2 separate regions of the Homo sapiens genome follow, and region 2 is linked to region 1. The links are chromatin loops, found by intact Hi-C in ENCODE. Cell type or tissue: tibial artery. All regions are shown on one strand.

The links. Peaks named below come from ENCODE experiments on the same cell type or tissue, not always from the same donor. Only the 100,000 strongest peaks of a DNase experiment are listed, where the experiment ranks them.
Region 2: it touches region 1 in a loop (6-fold over the local background); 4 of 110 quality-filtered maps call a loop at or near these places.

What each region holds. Positions count from the first base shown.
Region 1 is chr7:35,705,100-35,713,099 of GRCh38, forward strand. No RefSeq gene overlaps it. Among named protein-coding and RNA genes, the nearest start is that of LINC03013, 7.3 kb to the right of the region's middle. In tibial artery, a CTCF peak has its summit at 4,542; a DNase peak (open chromatin) is centred at 4,544.
Region 2 is chr7:36,314,930-36,322,929 of GRCh38, forward strand. No RefSeq gene overlaps it. Among named protein-coding and RNA genes, the nearest start is that of MATCAP2, 48 kb to the right of the region's middle. In tibial artery, a CTCF peak has its summit at 4,266 (motif pointing left); no DNase peak of the experiment used is centred here.

The DNA.
Region 1 (8,000 bases):
CTTTGACAGGATTCTTCCTTTCCTTAGTCTTTTCCAGCTTTTCCTCACATTTTCCCAGAGTATACCTTCCTTAAAACTTCATCTACTTTTTTTTTTTTTGAGATGGAGTCTTGCACTGTTGCCCAGGCTGGAGTGCAGTGGCACTATCTCGGCTCACTGCAACCTCCGCCTCCCAGGTTCAAGTAATTCTCCTTGCCTCAGCCTCCCAAGTAGCTTGGATAACAAGTGCCCGCCACCAAACCTGGCTAATTTTTTTTTTTTTTGGATTTTTAATAGAGACGGGGTTTCACTATGTTGGTCGGGCTGGTCTCGAACTCCTGACCTCATGATCCGCCTGCCTTGGCCTCCCAAAGTGCTGGGATTACAGGCATGAGCCACCGCGCCTGGCCAAAACCTCATCTACTGCCCTTCCTCAGGCCCAGCTGAGACTCCTTCAGTTTGGCAACTGGGAAAAGAGACCCAGCTGTGCCCCAGGAAATAAGATGGACCCCAAATGACCAGGCATACATATCTACCTTCCCCATATCAATGTCTGTGTCCCCACTGCCATTATTAACAACAACCTCATTCTTTTTCATCACACTCCCACTGTCTCTTCCCATGTCACTTCCAGTATCTACAGCAACTTCTTTATGTTGGTAGTACCTTCCTAATTAATTTTGTTAAAGTTCTGAGGCCAGATCTAGGATCAGCAGAATAACTGGTTAGTTTGATTGACAAGGGTAAGGAATAGGGAATGACAGCTAAGTCAAGTACTTCAAATACTACATGCTAGAAACCCATTTCCTTCATTCATTCTAAGGATTTAGCACTCCAGAGTTACAAACTTTTATACTTCCTGTCTTATCTTGAAAATTTTCCAAAAACATGCATAACACATTTTAAATAGTTATATAACTGGTGAAGAGAAAAGGCCAAAGTTCTTGAGAAAAATCTTGGCTGAGTTTGCATTTTTTCTCCATCTTAGTTTTTTTGTGTATTTCCTTTCATGACTCCCTATGGTTTGTAAAGTTGGTTGAATCTTTGAAAAAGCAAGCTAGCTTTGACTAAGAAAACTTGTTAAATTTCAGGCTTTAGAGAGTAATGGGACAGCTTCCTGAGTATAATGTTTGTAACATTCATTTTTAAAGAATGCAGGAGTTTATCTCCCTGAAGAGATTTATGTTTTACAACTTTGATATTGTCCAGTACTAAAATGCTCAGTTCTGTTGCAAGAATGTGTAATTAGGATAAAACAACTTAACATTAGTGGAGTTCCTATTACAGATGTGGAGTGTGCTAGGTGTTTTATGATGATCTCTTTGAATCCCTTTAAGATAAGCCCTGAGTCTCTCCACTTTCAAACTTGTCCTATCCTGTCCTTAGACACTGTGAAATCTAATAATGCATTTACTATATGGTAATGACTTTTTTTTTTTTTTTGAGATGGAGTCTTGCTCTCTTTCCCAGGTTGTAGTGCAGTGGCGTGATCTCGGCTCACTGCAACCTCCACCTCCCAGGTTCAAGCGATTCTCCTGCCTCAGCCTCCCGAGTAGCTGGGACTACAGGCATGTGCCACCACACCCGGCTAATTTTTGTATTTTTTTAGAGATGGGGTTTTGCTATTTTGGCCAGGCTGGTCTCAAACCCCTGATCTCAGGTGATCTGCCTGCCTTGGCCTCCCAAAGTGCTGGGATTACAAGGGTGAGCCACCACCCCTGGCTGGTAATGACTTAAGTCTGTCTCCCTCACTAGACTATGTGCTCCCTGAGGCTAGATATTGTGCCTTAGCCATTTCAATATCATTGTTGCCTAGCACAATCCTTTTTGCAGAGCAACAATAAATATTACGGACTAAATTATAATACTTAGTTTACAGAGGGAAATGAGCTGTAGGGAAGTTACCTGCCTAAGTTCGACAGTTAGTAATTGATAGAGCTGTTGATACTAAAGCCCTTGACTCCTTTCTTTCTTTTCTTTCTTTTCTGTCTCTCTCTCTCTCTCTTTCTCTCTTTCTTTCTGACAAGGTCTCTCTCTGTCACCCAGGCTGGAGTGCAGTGGCGCGATCTCAGCTCATTGCAACTCCGCCTCCCGGGTTCAAGCAATTCTTGTGTCTCAGCCTCCCAGGTAGCTAGGATCACAGCCATGAGCCACCACGCCTGGCTAATTTTTTTTGTATTTTTAGTAGAGATGGGGTTTCACCATTTGGCCAGGCTGGTCTCAAACTCCTGGCCTCAAGCAGTCCACCCGCCTCAGCCTCCCAAAGTGCTGGGATTACAGGCGTAAGCCACCGCGCCCGGCTGCCCTTGACTTTTATTCACAGTATTTCTATTTAAGAGCATGCAGTTCTATAGGGTTTTGTATGCCCATTTTACATCCTCTATCTTGTGAGCAATAATAGTAATATGTCTGGGAGAGTCTGAGCCACATTCAGGAGGAGATTTGGCAAAAAGAGTTAAGGAAAAAGCCACAGAAGCATCATGGGTACAAAGTTTAGAAGCAATGGGGGGGCATCGGTCTTTACACATCTGTTAGGAATGTCATGCAGCTAAAAGCAGCATCCCTGATAAACCTGTTTGGTATCTACTCGGCAAAACGGAGAAAACCCATAGGAATTTCAGCATTGTACCTGTCTTGTCTCTTGTACACATTCCTCTCTCATTTAATGGTTGGTCATACCAGAGGCCATTTTCCTGCTAACTCCTTCTCCGCCAAACTCAGTATTTTAATGTACTAGTTGTTATTGCACATATAACTAGAATCTTCTATAATTATTATATGTTTGTAGCTTTTCTCTTGTGTCTGTGAAAGTCATTCTTTGGTTAACATAACCATCTTTTATTCACTTTCACCCAAAATTACAGTTCATAGCATACTTCAGGAAGGGAAAATGTTGAGGCATCCTCTTTATAAACCACCTAAATTTCTAAGGATGCCAGGGAATCAATGGTGGTAAATAAGCTTAAAGAAAGAAAAGAAGTCTCAGCTTAACTTGAGACTCAATTTTGCTCAGATTCATTTGAGAGATGACACTTTTTGATTCCCACCATTTATATATATATTAGTTTCTTTTTTCCTTTCACTCTTTCTTTATTTTTGTTTCATTTTGTTTTGTTTTGTTTCTTTTTTGAGATGGAGTCTCACTCTGTCACCCAGGCTGGAGTGCAGTGTCACGATCACAGCTCACTGCAGCCTCATCCTTCTGGGCTCAAGTGATCCTCCCACCTCAGCCTCCTGAGTAGCTGGGGCTACAGGCGCATGACCCCATGCCCGGCTAATTTTTTTTTATTTATTTTTTGTAGAGATAGGGTTTTGTCCTGTTGCCAAGGCTGGTCTTGAACTCCTGGGCTCAAGCCATCCACCCACCTTGGACCACAAAATGCTGGGATTACAGGCATGAGCCACCACAGCCAGCCTAGTTTCCAGTCTTTTCATATTTCCCTTAGAATCTCCATTTTGTATACACAATCTCATTTTTACTTATCATGAACAAAAACCATTTTTAGATTGCTGTTTCATAGGCTTTTAAAAATCAGGTATGGGCCGGGTGCGGTGGCTCACGCCTGTAATCCCAGCACTTTGGGAGGCCGAGGCCGGCGGATCACTTGAGGTTGGGAGTTCGAGTCCAGTCTGACCAACATGGAGAAACCCTGTCTCTACTAAAAATACAAAATTAGCTGGGAGTGGTGGCACATGCCTGTAATCCCAGCTACTTGGGAGGCTGAGGCAGGAGAATTACTTGAAACCAGGAGGCAGAGGTTGTGGTGAGCCATGGTCGCACCATTGCACTCCAGCCTGGGCAACAAGAGCGAAACTCCATCTCAAAAAAAATTATATATATATATATTCCATGCATTAAGAAGAATTTCTAGAACTATATAAACCAAAGTGTGGAGTGAAATTGTAGTGGGCATTTTATTTCTTTTTGTTTATATTTTCTACTTTTTCTAAGTGAACTCATTTTACTATTTTGATTAAAAAAAAAAGCTATTTAAAAGAAATTTTAAGTTCATTTATTCCTTCATTCAGTAGCAAGTCTTGGCATTATTTCTCAGTTTGAGCCTTTTAAAAAATAATAATAAAATATACATTTTACAAGAACAACCAGATTCTCTTCATAGCCCTTACATTTTGAACTAATGTATTTTATTTGTTGACAGTTTGGGTGAAGTCAGAGAGACATTTTCAAGTTTAAATTTCAAATTTCAAGTGTTAATTTCTATATAAAATCCTTTCCTAAATCAAAATTTTTACTTCAATAAAATGGATCTACCTTTATGTTTTGAAAAACTATGATTTTTAAAAATGAATTAGGCAAGATTGAATATTTTTCTTTTACTGTATTTTTAAATGTTGCTTATTCACAAATCCTTCCATCCTTCAGATTAAGGCCTAATTTGTGAGTAATATTCAAGTCATTAATTTCACAATTACTATTACATTATTAAATTTCTATTTAGAGGTACTTAGTGTCATATTTTCAAAAGGAAATAGACACATCTAAAACAAGAAACAGGAAACGCAGCATGAAATGTACCATTGCGGTGGTTAACCACAGTAGCCACTGGGTGTCTCCACTGCTTCACACCAGTCACTATCTCTGATGGAAGTTTCCAACGAAAACAGGAGATGAAGAGCAAAGCTTTATTTACAGAATTCTTAATTAGGAACTGATGCAGCATTTACATGCCAGACATTTTATTTAGAAACAGTTCTGCTCATGTAGGCAATATTTTCTTGCATTCTTTGATAACTGGGCATTTGATTTGCCAAGGAGAGGAAGGGAAACATTTATTATTTTTCTTAACATCCTATCATTTCCTATTCCAATTTTTAAATCGGAAACAAAGATTCTTCATTTGCGACATCTTGGCTATTTTCATAGCTACCATTTTCAGAGTTCTATAATGAAATAACTCTACTAAAAGCAAGAAAATTTACCACTAGACAGGAATATGGTATGTTTTCCTTTTGGAAAAGTAGAAAACTATATTGCTGGTAGCTTTCTACCTCTGAGAAATGTCACTGTGCCCCAAAAGAGCTAGTGAATAGAAGAAAAAGACAGGAATCAGCCACAGAGTAGTAGAACTGGCCTCTGGGTAGGTGATCTTTAAAGTTAACTCTCCACCAGGCAGGGTGGCTCACGCCTGTAATCCCAACATTTTGGGAGGAGGTATGCAGATCACTTGAGCTCAGGAGTTCCAGACCAGCCTGGGCAACATATGAAACCCCATCTCTACTAAAAATACAAAAATTAGCCAGGTGCGGTGGCGCACACCTGTAGTCCCAGCTATTCAAGAGGCTGAGGTGGGAGAATTGCTTGAGCTCAGGAGGTTGAGGTTGCAGTGACCATGTCACTGCACACCAGCCTGAGCAACAAAGCTTGTCTCAAAAAAAAAAAAAAAAAAAAAAAACAACAAAAAAAAAAAACTAACCATTCCTGGGATTGCAGATCTAAACCTTGGGACTGACTATAATTTAGAAACTTAACCTCAGTTTATATTTCTAGATGCCATTAAATTTGCAATTTGTTCATTTAGGGTACATTTTTTTCTTCATCTTGCCTTCTTTTAGTTTAATTTTTCCACTCCAAACCTACCGCTTTCTTCTGTGTTCTCAGTTTCTTCTGCCATCTACCATTCCCATTTTTATTTTTCCTTCGCTGCCCCTTTTCATTTGCTTGGTTGAGTAGATAAATTTTGAATGAAAGTCATTGTTTTTCAAAAATCCTACCTTAGCCTCAAATCATTCCATCAGAAGAAAGGAATTCTAGAAATTTAACATAAATAGTTCAAAGTTTAAGATGCTCCCTAAACACAAATACAATTGCATACGTCCCCTAGTATTCACTGTGATATAATAAACTGACTATATAACTGATTTACTTATCTGCTTAAGGAAACTAATGAATGGTGGAATCAGAAGAACAAACTTCGAATTCAAACAGCAACAAAATTATAGACAACATATTTTTGATTCTACAAACTACAAATAGAGTAGCCAAACACAGAACTTGGTGTAGGTGACAGAACTTCAAGACGGAAAGTAGAATTTAAATATCAAGTTCACATTATCAGGAAAAGATATAGTTATGAGTTAAAGAATACATTGTTTTAAATATTCAAATAAATGAGGGGGAAGAAGTAATATAAGATTATGGATCCCAGATTTGACATTAATTTCATATCATGTACTTAATTCACAGAGTTCTCTGCAGAAGGGGAAAGGATTAAGGAATCTCATAGGTGATCAGGGAGAGAGTGGATCTCAGCTATCTTCTACCAAGTGAAGACAGATCCACACAAAACCCTACATAGCCTTCTGCAATTTGCTATTTTTACCTAACATTTTATTTTTAAGATTAAATACTACATTTATTTTTTTTAATATAGTAATGCTACATTTACCATCAGTCTTCGTTCGCTTTAATTTAGACCTGAAGCTCAGTTTTCCCTATTTTTGCTTGTTCACTGCACAGTCTGGCCACATAAAAATTTACATCTACTGGAGAAAATGAAGGATTGCAGACAATTTCTTGAAATGCAGCTATGATTTTAATCTTATCTGTTTAGCATGAAGAAACAGATTAAGAAGAAAGGCATATTTTCAGAATTTATTATATAGTTTTGAAAGATAAAGACATATGTATGTTTATGTTCATCGCAGCACTACTCACAATAGCAAAGACATGGAATCAACCTAAATGCCCATCAGTGGTTGACTGGATAAATAAAATATGGTACATATATACTATGGAAACCTATGCAGCCATAAAAAAGAATGAGATCATATCTTTTGCAGGGACGTGGATGGAGCTGGAGGCCATTATCTTAAGTAAACTAACACAGAACAAAATGCCAAATACACAATGTTCCCACTTATAAGTGGGAGCTAAACAACAAGAACACATGGATACTAGAAGGGGAACAACAGACACTGGGGCCTACTTGAGGGGGAAGTGGGGAGGAGGGAGGGAATCACAAAAGAATACCAATCAGGTAATATGTTTATTACCCAAGTGACAAAATTATTTGTACAAAAAACCCCTGTGACACACAGTCTACCTATATAACAAACTTGCACATGTATCCCTGAACCTAAAATACAAAAAACAAAAAGCAAAATAAAAATAATCTAAGCTATTCAAGTAATGACCCAAAAGTTCTTCTATATGTTAGGAAGACCAGTAAATGCATTACTAAGCAGCTAGGCTGAGATAAGGGTGAGAGAAAGAGAGCTTTGGTGCTAGGATTTAATGGTCCTGTAGTCTAGTCCTGACTCTGCTGTCACAGTTTATTTAACTTCTTTGGGCTCTCAATTTTCTCTATAACATTAATCAGTTGGCCAGGCTCAGTGGCTAAAGTCTGTAATACCAGCACTTTGGGAGGCCGAGGGGGGTGCGGATCACCTGAGGTCAGGAGATCAAGACCAGCCTGGCCAACATGGTGAAACCCCATCTCAACCAAAAATACAAAAATTAGCTGGGTGTGGTGGCACGCGCCTGTAATCCCAGCTACTCAGGAGGCTGAGGCAGGAGAATCGCTTGAACGTGGGAAGCAGAAGTTGCAGTGAGCCAGGATCATGCCACCGCACTCCAGCCTGGGCAACAGAGTGAGGCTCTGTCTCAATAAATAAAATAAAATAAAATATAAAATAAAATAAAATAAATAATAAAATAATAAAATAAAATAAAATAAATAAAATAAAATAAAATAAATCTGTTGGACCAGATGTCCTTGGTGCTAATTTTCAATGATCTGTGACATCATAAAATAAAAAATATAAAGACTAAAAATTTATTCTAGCTCACATGCTTTCATTTTCTGTATGAAATAAATTTTCATTATGATATGTTGGTGAAGAAAGTACATAGTGTATTAGTACCCATTTCTCAGGACACAGAGTATATTTAACTAACTTATTATATAGCCATGTAATTTTGCCTACATTGCACATTTTGTTCACATCTATACTTTATTTACTTCTGAGTCCTTGCTGATAGGCCTCTCTCCTGATTATGA
Region 2 (8,000 bases), 610 kb after region 1:
ACCCCTCTGAGCCTCTCAGTTTCTTTACCTGAAAAATGGAGGTATGTCTACTACCTTTAATATTGTCATAAAGATTAAATGAAATATATTTGGCATGAAATCGTCACCACCATCATTATCTTCAGTGGTGGCCAAGTGTCTCTAGGGAAGACAGGAGTGCAATGTGGATGGAAAGGTTTGGGGAGTTCCCAGACCACCCAAATCTGTGAGCAGGATGGCACTGAGAAATGCAGAACATGCCCTGGGGATGGGGGCAATTTTCTACAGTCTGGAGGATGTCTTTCAATCCTGGCTTCTGTGCAGAGCTGAGCAGTGTCCAGGGGTGGACGGTCCCCAGCCAAGCATGAGGAGGCCCCTTTGTGGGAGCCAACACCATACAGGGGGACAAGTTCAGATGTCAGGGCCCCATCAGAAGTGGGGGGCACAGAGTTTAAACCACCACTGAAAATAGGCAAGGGGACCCTTGTTGGAAGGAGTTTGCTGGGCATGAGAGAGGCCACCAGTGAGAGTAGGGGCAACCCTGACCTTCAGGGTCAAACCACATAAGGCAGGATTGCCCTGCAGCTTTTGGTTTTGGTGTCTGGCCAATTGCCAGTAGTCAGTGATGGAAGATGCCATTTCCCAAGTACTCTGCTGACTTCTATTGCGACAAATTATTTAATTAAATTATTATTGTTGGGAGGGCATTAGGGACTCGAGTTTTACTGAGCTAAGGAGTGAGTGCAGTGGGTGGGGGATAATGAAAGAAGTCAGATTGGAAGGAGGGTCACGGAAAACAAACGTCCTTGACAAAGGTGGGCGGGGCTCATGCAAATGAGACAGTCTAGGGAGCATTTCCTGCTACTTCCTGCTTTCTGGAAACTGCTTAGAAGGCTGAGTAGCTGAGGTTGACCTGAGAGCTTGGTTTTGCCCCAGAAACACACAGACAGCAGAAAGGAGACGGCAGAGGTTCAGGGGTAGCCAGGCCACCGGGCCACTGCAGGCCAGGAGTGCAGGCGCAGCCTGCGATAGCAAGGATAAGCTTCAAAGGCAAAGGTGAGGCCCTGTCCTAGGCACCCTGGGGCCTTGCTCTTGCTTCCCAGGGGTGTCTCCTGCTTCTGCCTTTATCCCTCCAGGAAGGTAGGGATGGAGGGAGGCACCCTCTTTTTCTCAAATCTGTGTGCCTGGGTGGCCAGGCTGGGCTTGGTAATGTGGAAAACTTGGGTCTGCAAGGGCAGTGAAGTTCGAAGGCCTGCTAAAGAGAGCAGCAGGAAAAGAGATGGTTCACCGACTCCCTCCTTCCAGGTGGCCTGGGGACGAGGAAGAAGGGAGAGAGATAAAAGGCCATGGAAGGGATTTCTCACCTGCTTCTGTTTTCCTGAGCTCTGGGGTCAAACCACATAAGGCAGGCTTCGCTTGGTGCTTTTGGTTCTGGGAGTGCCTAATATAGTGTCTGCTTAGCCGGCCGAATTCCGATCCACAGTCAGTGATGGAGGACGCAGTGTCTTGCTGACTTTCATCATGATGAATTATTTACTTAAAGGATCAATGCTCAGGGTGAGGCGCACTAAGGAGGACTCCAGTGATGAGGAGTGAGTGCGATTGGCTGGGGTTGTGGCTGCACCAGCATCAGCTACTTTGGACACAGCCAGAGAAGAGTGACAGGCTCCAGCCCCAGGCCTGCTGTGTATTGTGTGGTAGTCTCTTTGCTCTGAGTTCTGAGATACCTGGAAGTGGCATTTTAAAATAGAAATTCCAGAGATGGCTTTACCTCTTGGCAAATGGGCACCATACCTGTTCTATGCATGAAGGGTTCCTATGAATTTTCTGGACTATAAATCTCCCCCATTCTCTGGACTCTAAAAGCCCAAGGACAGAATCAGGAACACAAGGACTAGGCCGTCGATACCACCAGACTTGCTGAGTGATGGGGGGCAATTCCCCAGGCCTCCAGTTTCCTTCATGATATCCAGCAAGGAGAATTTTTCCCGGGGCAGTGGTCCTCACACGTAGATACCTGGAAGAATCACCCGTGGGACTTCCTGACCTGTGGATTCCTAAGCCCTAACCCAGAGTCTGATGAAGAAACATTGACTAGGCCTGGCCTGTGGCCCAGTTGAATTGGTGGCCATGCTCTGAGGCTCATACTTTGAGAAATACTGATGTGGAGGGAGTTGGTTAAAACAGGGTGCTGCCGTGTGTGTGTGTGTGTGTTACATATTTTCTTTACAGAAATGAGGTCTCGCTATCTTGCCTAGGCTGTCCTCAAACTCCTAGGCTCAAGCGATCCTCCCACCTCAGCCTCCCAAGTAGCTGGGAACGTACCGTCATGCCCAGTTTGAGCCTACCATAAATAATACTAAAGACGATATAGACGGGGCTGACTAAAATGTCAAGAACTGTGGTGGTTTATTTACTTGGAATTTTGGTGTGGCTTTCAATGGCTAGGTAAGGGATTCTTTCAGTAGCAAGGATGATAGCTACCTGGCCCTATGTCAGAGATCAGCCAGGCAGCTGAAAAAGTTTAGGATTGAAGCTGACAGACAGATAACAGCAGGGGAACTATTGTTACTGTGGCTATTTTATTAAAAGTCTTAAGTCCTTGGCTTCACTTTCCTAATGGAGCTGGCAGTGAGGATTTTTTCACTAATCTAATTACCAAACAAGACTGATGTTGGGTAAATCCTTACTATTTACAGAACTGGTAAGCAACTGCAGCTCTAGGAATTTCTCTGAAGTTTTCTTCTGAATTTTTCTGAACAGCATTGATCATCATTTACTTATCTAAGAAGACCAAATTGCAGAGAAGTTGGAAATCAGATCTTTTCATTCTTATCTCCTAGAGGGGTCTCATAGGTCTCCTGGCAAGAAGCAGTCAGACTCTGAGTGGTTTTGGCATTGAGGTTCTTGGGTGGAAGATGTGCTGCCAGCTAGGAGCAGTGAAAGCATAAGAGGATGAAAACTTCTAGGAGCCAGCCTCAGCCTCGGTCCCCACCATTGGCAGCTTCCAGATGGCTTCTGCAGGCTGTGGAGGCAAAGGCCTTCATTCTCATCCTCAACATTTAGTATGTTCATGTTCTTGTAGAATTGTCTCAGATAAAGCCACTCACATATCTAACTCCTAAAAACCTCAGAAGTTTGCCTAACAGCCCTCGGAAGGAACCTCAGTTTATAGGAGGTCTGTGTACCTGGAGGAGGGTGGGCTGGGATGAGAGGGAGTCAGACCTCTGCAATTTCCAGTATTTTATTTGAAGACAGTCCAGAGGCTTAAAGGGTCTGAAGGATGCATTATTACTGGGAATCCAGGGTCTGGTGAAAGCTAGAAAGCTGTTATCTAAGCAAAGGGGAGTTTAAGATTAGAAACTGAATTTCCCAGCCTTGCCTGTGCTCTAGAAACAATGGGGCTGGGTGCGGTGGCTCACTCCTGTAATCCGAGAACTTTGGGAGGTCGAGGCGGGCAGATCTCTCGAGGGCAGGAGTTCAATACCAGCCTGGCCAACATGGTAAAACCCAGTCTCTACTAAAAATAGAAGAATTAGCCGGGCGTGGTGGCACATGCTTGTAATCCCAGCTACTTGGGAGGCTGAGGTACAAAAATCGCTTGAACCCAAGAGGCAAAGGTTGCAGTGAGCCGAGATCACACCACTGCACTCCAGCCTGCGCGACAAAGCCAGCCTCCATCTCAAAACAAATAAACAAACCAACAAAAAGAAACAATGGGGACCTCAGTTTGTGGGACATTATTACTTGCTGAGCTGAGAAGCTTCTCTTGGCCAGAGGATCTAGTGACTTTCCCAAATACCTCCTTTCTCCCATTTCTCTAACAGGGAAAAAAGCTGGATTCACTGAGAAGTGTCTAAAGCAGTTGTGCTGTTGAGATAAAGCAGGATCTGAATTTCGAATTGCTCATCTCTCACACAGATATTACTTCAAATGGACACAATGAAATATTACTCAAAATATTTCTCGACTGAAAACTGGAAATATACAGAATATGTATATTGTTTTTAAGGCCAAATCATCTCAAGGAATTTTATGACAGATTTGTCAGTGTGAAATTTACATTGGATGGAGGAGGAAACCTTTTAGAATAGGCCTACAGGAGACTTCGGTAACTCCCTTTCTTGGGTTCTTTAAAATATATACATCTTTCCTACAACACTTACACTTGCTTGAAATCAGAGTTTAGGTTAGGATTTAGCTGCAAGTGTCAACTTGCAAGATTAAACATTTTAGGGGACCTCCAGTCAAAGATAAACTGCTGGAAGGGAGAAGAGCGGGAGAAGGGAAAAATAAAAGAGCCAGTGCTCCCTCTAGTGGGGAATTGTGGAGAAGCATGCAGAGATTCTTGGTGCCCTTGATGCTCAAAAGCTGGAGGATGTTCTCTGCTTGCTAATTTTTGTTTTTTCTTTTATTTTCTTTTTTTTTTTTTTTGAGACAGAGTCTCACTCTGTTGCCCAGGCTGGAGTGCAGTGGTGGGCAATCTCAGCTCACTGCAACCTCAGCCTCTTGGGTTCAAGCGATTCTCCTCCTGCCTTAACCTTCCGAGTAGCTGGGATTATAGGCGCATGCCACCACCCGGCTAATTTTTGTATTTTTAGTAGAGACGGGGTTTCACCATATTGGCCAGGCTGGTCTTGAACTCCTGACCTCAAGTGATCCATCCACCTGCCTCGGCCTCCCAAAGTGCTAAGATTACAGGCGTGAACCACAGTGCCCAGCCTCTGCTTATTAAAGTCTAATTGCTGACTAGAACACTCCAACTGTCTCACCAAAGAGCAAATTAGAGCTCCAACACAAATGAGTGACAAAAAGAATTACTGTCTTCTTCCATTCAGGAGTGTCAGTTGATGTGTAGGACCATATTTTCATGAAGATGTAACAGTAATTAAGTAGGAAAGTACTCCTAATATAATAGAGGTATTTTTAAATGGCAAGAGAACAAAATATCTGGTTTATCTAAATGTGGATATTTACACCTTAGGTCATTACATATTAAGAATTTGAATCTATATGGTGACAGGATTTTTTCAGGTTTATCTCACCCCGATGTTGGGGGAAAAAAATCTCCAGAACTCTATAGTCTCTTGAAATGATTGTCCACTGAAGTTCCACGTATTCATAAAGTGCTCCCACAACTTGCTGACAAGCATAGGTATTTTACATCCTGCCATGAGTTTCAAGACATTAACTCCTTTAGCTATCAAAAATGGATAAAAACCACAGGTGACTGACAAGACTTTCACAAGTGCAGACAAAGGTTTGGATTCAAAGCCTGGTCATATGGTTTGGCTGTGTCCCCACCCAAATCTCATCTTGAATTCCCACATGTTGCAGGAGGGAATCAGTGGGAGGTAATTGAATCATGGGGGCAGGTCTTTCCCATGCTGTTCTCGTGACAGTGAATAAGTCTTATGAGATTTGATGGTTTCATAAGGGGGAGTTTCCCTGCACAAGCTCTCTTCTCTTGTCTGCTGCCATGTGAGACATGCCTTTCACCTTCTGCCATGACTGTGAGGCCTCCCCAGCCATGTAAAACTGTAAGTCCAATAAACCTCTTTCTTCTGTAAATTGCCCAGTCTCGGGTATGTCTTTATCAGCAATGTGAAAACTGACTAATATAGTAAATTGGTCCCAGCAGTGGGGTGCTGCTGAAAAGATACCCAAAAAATTGAAAGCGACTTTGGAAGTGGGTAATAGGCAGGGATTGGAACAGTTTGGAGGCTTCAGAAGAAGACAGGAAAATGTGGGAAAGTTTGGAACTCCCCAGAGACTTGTCGAATGGCTTTGACCAAAATGCTGATAATGATATGGACAATGAAATCCAGGTTGAGGTGGTCTCAGATGGAATTGAGGAACTTGTTGGGAACTGGAGCAAAGGTGACTCTTGTTATGTTTTAGCAAAGAGAGGGACAGGATTTTGCCCCTACCCTAGAGATTTGTGGAGCTTTGAACTTGAGAGAGATGATTTAGGGTATTTGCTGGAAGAAATTTCTAAGCAGCAAAGCATTGGAGAAGTGACTTGGGTTTTTTGGTTTTTTTGTTTTTTTAAGACAGAGTCTCACTCTGTCACCCAGGCTGCAGTGCAGTGGCATGATCTCAGCTCACTGCAACCTCTGCCTCCCAGGTTCAAGCGATTCTCCTGCCTCAGCCTTTGAAGTAGCTGGGATTACAGGCGTGCGCCACCATGCCCAGCTAATTTTTTGTATTTTTAGTAGAGACAGCATTTCACCATGTTGGCCAGGCTAGTGTCAAGCTCCTGACTTCAGGTGATCCACCTGCCTCAGCCTCCCAACATGCTGGAATTACAGGTGTGAGCCACCGCACCCAGACAGCATTCAGTTTTAAATGGGAAGCAGAGCATAAAAGTTTGGGAAGCTTGCAGCCTGACAATGTGATAGAAAAGAAAATCCCATTTTCTGAGGAGAAATTCAGGCTGGCTGCAGAAATTTGCGTAACGAGGAGCTGCATGTTAATCACCAAGACAATAGGGAAAATGTCTCCAGGACATGTCAGAGACCTTTGTGGCAGTCCCTCCCATAACAGGCCCTCAGGTTTAGGAGGAAAAAATGGTTTCATGGGCTGGGCCCAGGGTCCCTGTGCTGTATGCAGTCTAGGGACTTGATGCCCTGCATCTCAGCTGCTCCAGCGATGACTAAAAGGGGCCAAGGCACAGCTTGGGCTATTGCTTCAGATGGTGGAAGCCCCAAGCCTTGGCAGCTTCTATGTTGTGTGGATTCAAAGCCTGGTCATATGGTTTGGCTGTGTCCCCACCCAGATCTCATCTTGAATTCCCACATGTTCAAGAATTGAGGTTAGGGAACCTCTGCGTAGATTTCAGAGGATGTATGAAAATGCCTGGATGCCCAGGCAGAAGTTTGCTGCAGGGGCAGGTCCCTCATGGAGAACCTCTGCTAGGGCAGTGCAGAAGGCAAATGTGGGGTGGGAGCCTCAACAGAGTCCCTACCGGGTCACCACCTAGTGGAGCTGTAAGAAGAGGGCTACCGTCCTCCAGACTCCAGAATGGTAGATCCACCGATAGCTTGCACATGGAGAAGCCACAGACATTCAACGCCAGCTAGTGAAAGCAGCCAGATGGGGGACCGCAAAGCCACAGGGGTGAAACTACCCAAGGCCATGGGAGCCCATCTCGTGCATCAATGTGACCTCGGTGTGAGACATGGAGTCAAGGGAGACAATTTTGGAGATTTAAGATTTGACTGCCCACTAGATTTCAGACTTGCATGGGGCCTGTCACCCCTTTGTTTTGGCCAATTTCTCCCATTTGGAATGGCTGTATTTACCCAATGCCTGTATCTCCATTGCATCTAGGAAGTAACTAACTTGATTTTGATTTTACAGGCTCATAGGAGGAAGGGACTTGCCTTGTCTCGGATGAGACTTTGGACTGTGGACTTTTGAGTTAATGCTGAAATAAGACTTTGGGGGACTACTGGGAAGGCATGATTGGTTTTGAAATGTGAGGACATGCGATTTGGGAGAGGCCAGGGCGGAATGATATTGTTTGGATGGGTCTCCACCCAAATCTCATCTTGAATTCTCACGTGTTGTGGGAGGGACTTGGTGGGAGGTAATTGAATCATGGGGGCAGGTCTTTTCCATGCTGTTCTCGTGGTAGTGAATAAGTCTCACGAGATCTGATGGTTTTATAAGGGGGAGTTTCCCTGCACAAACTCTCTTCTCTTGTCTGCTGCCATGTGAGACGGGCTTTTCACCTTCACCTTTCACCACGGGCTTTTCACCTTCACCTTTCACCATGATTGTGAGGCCTCCCCAGCCACGTGGAACTGTAAGTACAATAAACTTCTTTCTTTTGGAAATTGCCCAGTCTCAGGTATGTCTTTATCAGCAGCATGAAAACTATTATACCTGGTTACTTGCCCCTGATGGGTGAGGGCACCACACTCTTCTCTCCATCCTGGCTTCATGCTCATCTTCTTAAAGATACAGTGTTGGCTCCCATGGGCATCTGCAGGAGGTCTCAGGGGATCTCCCACAGG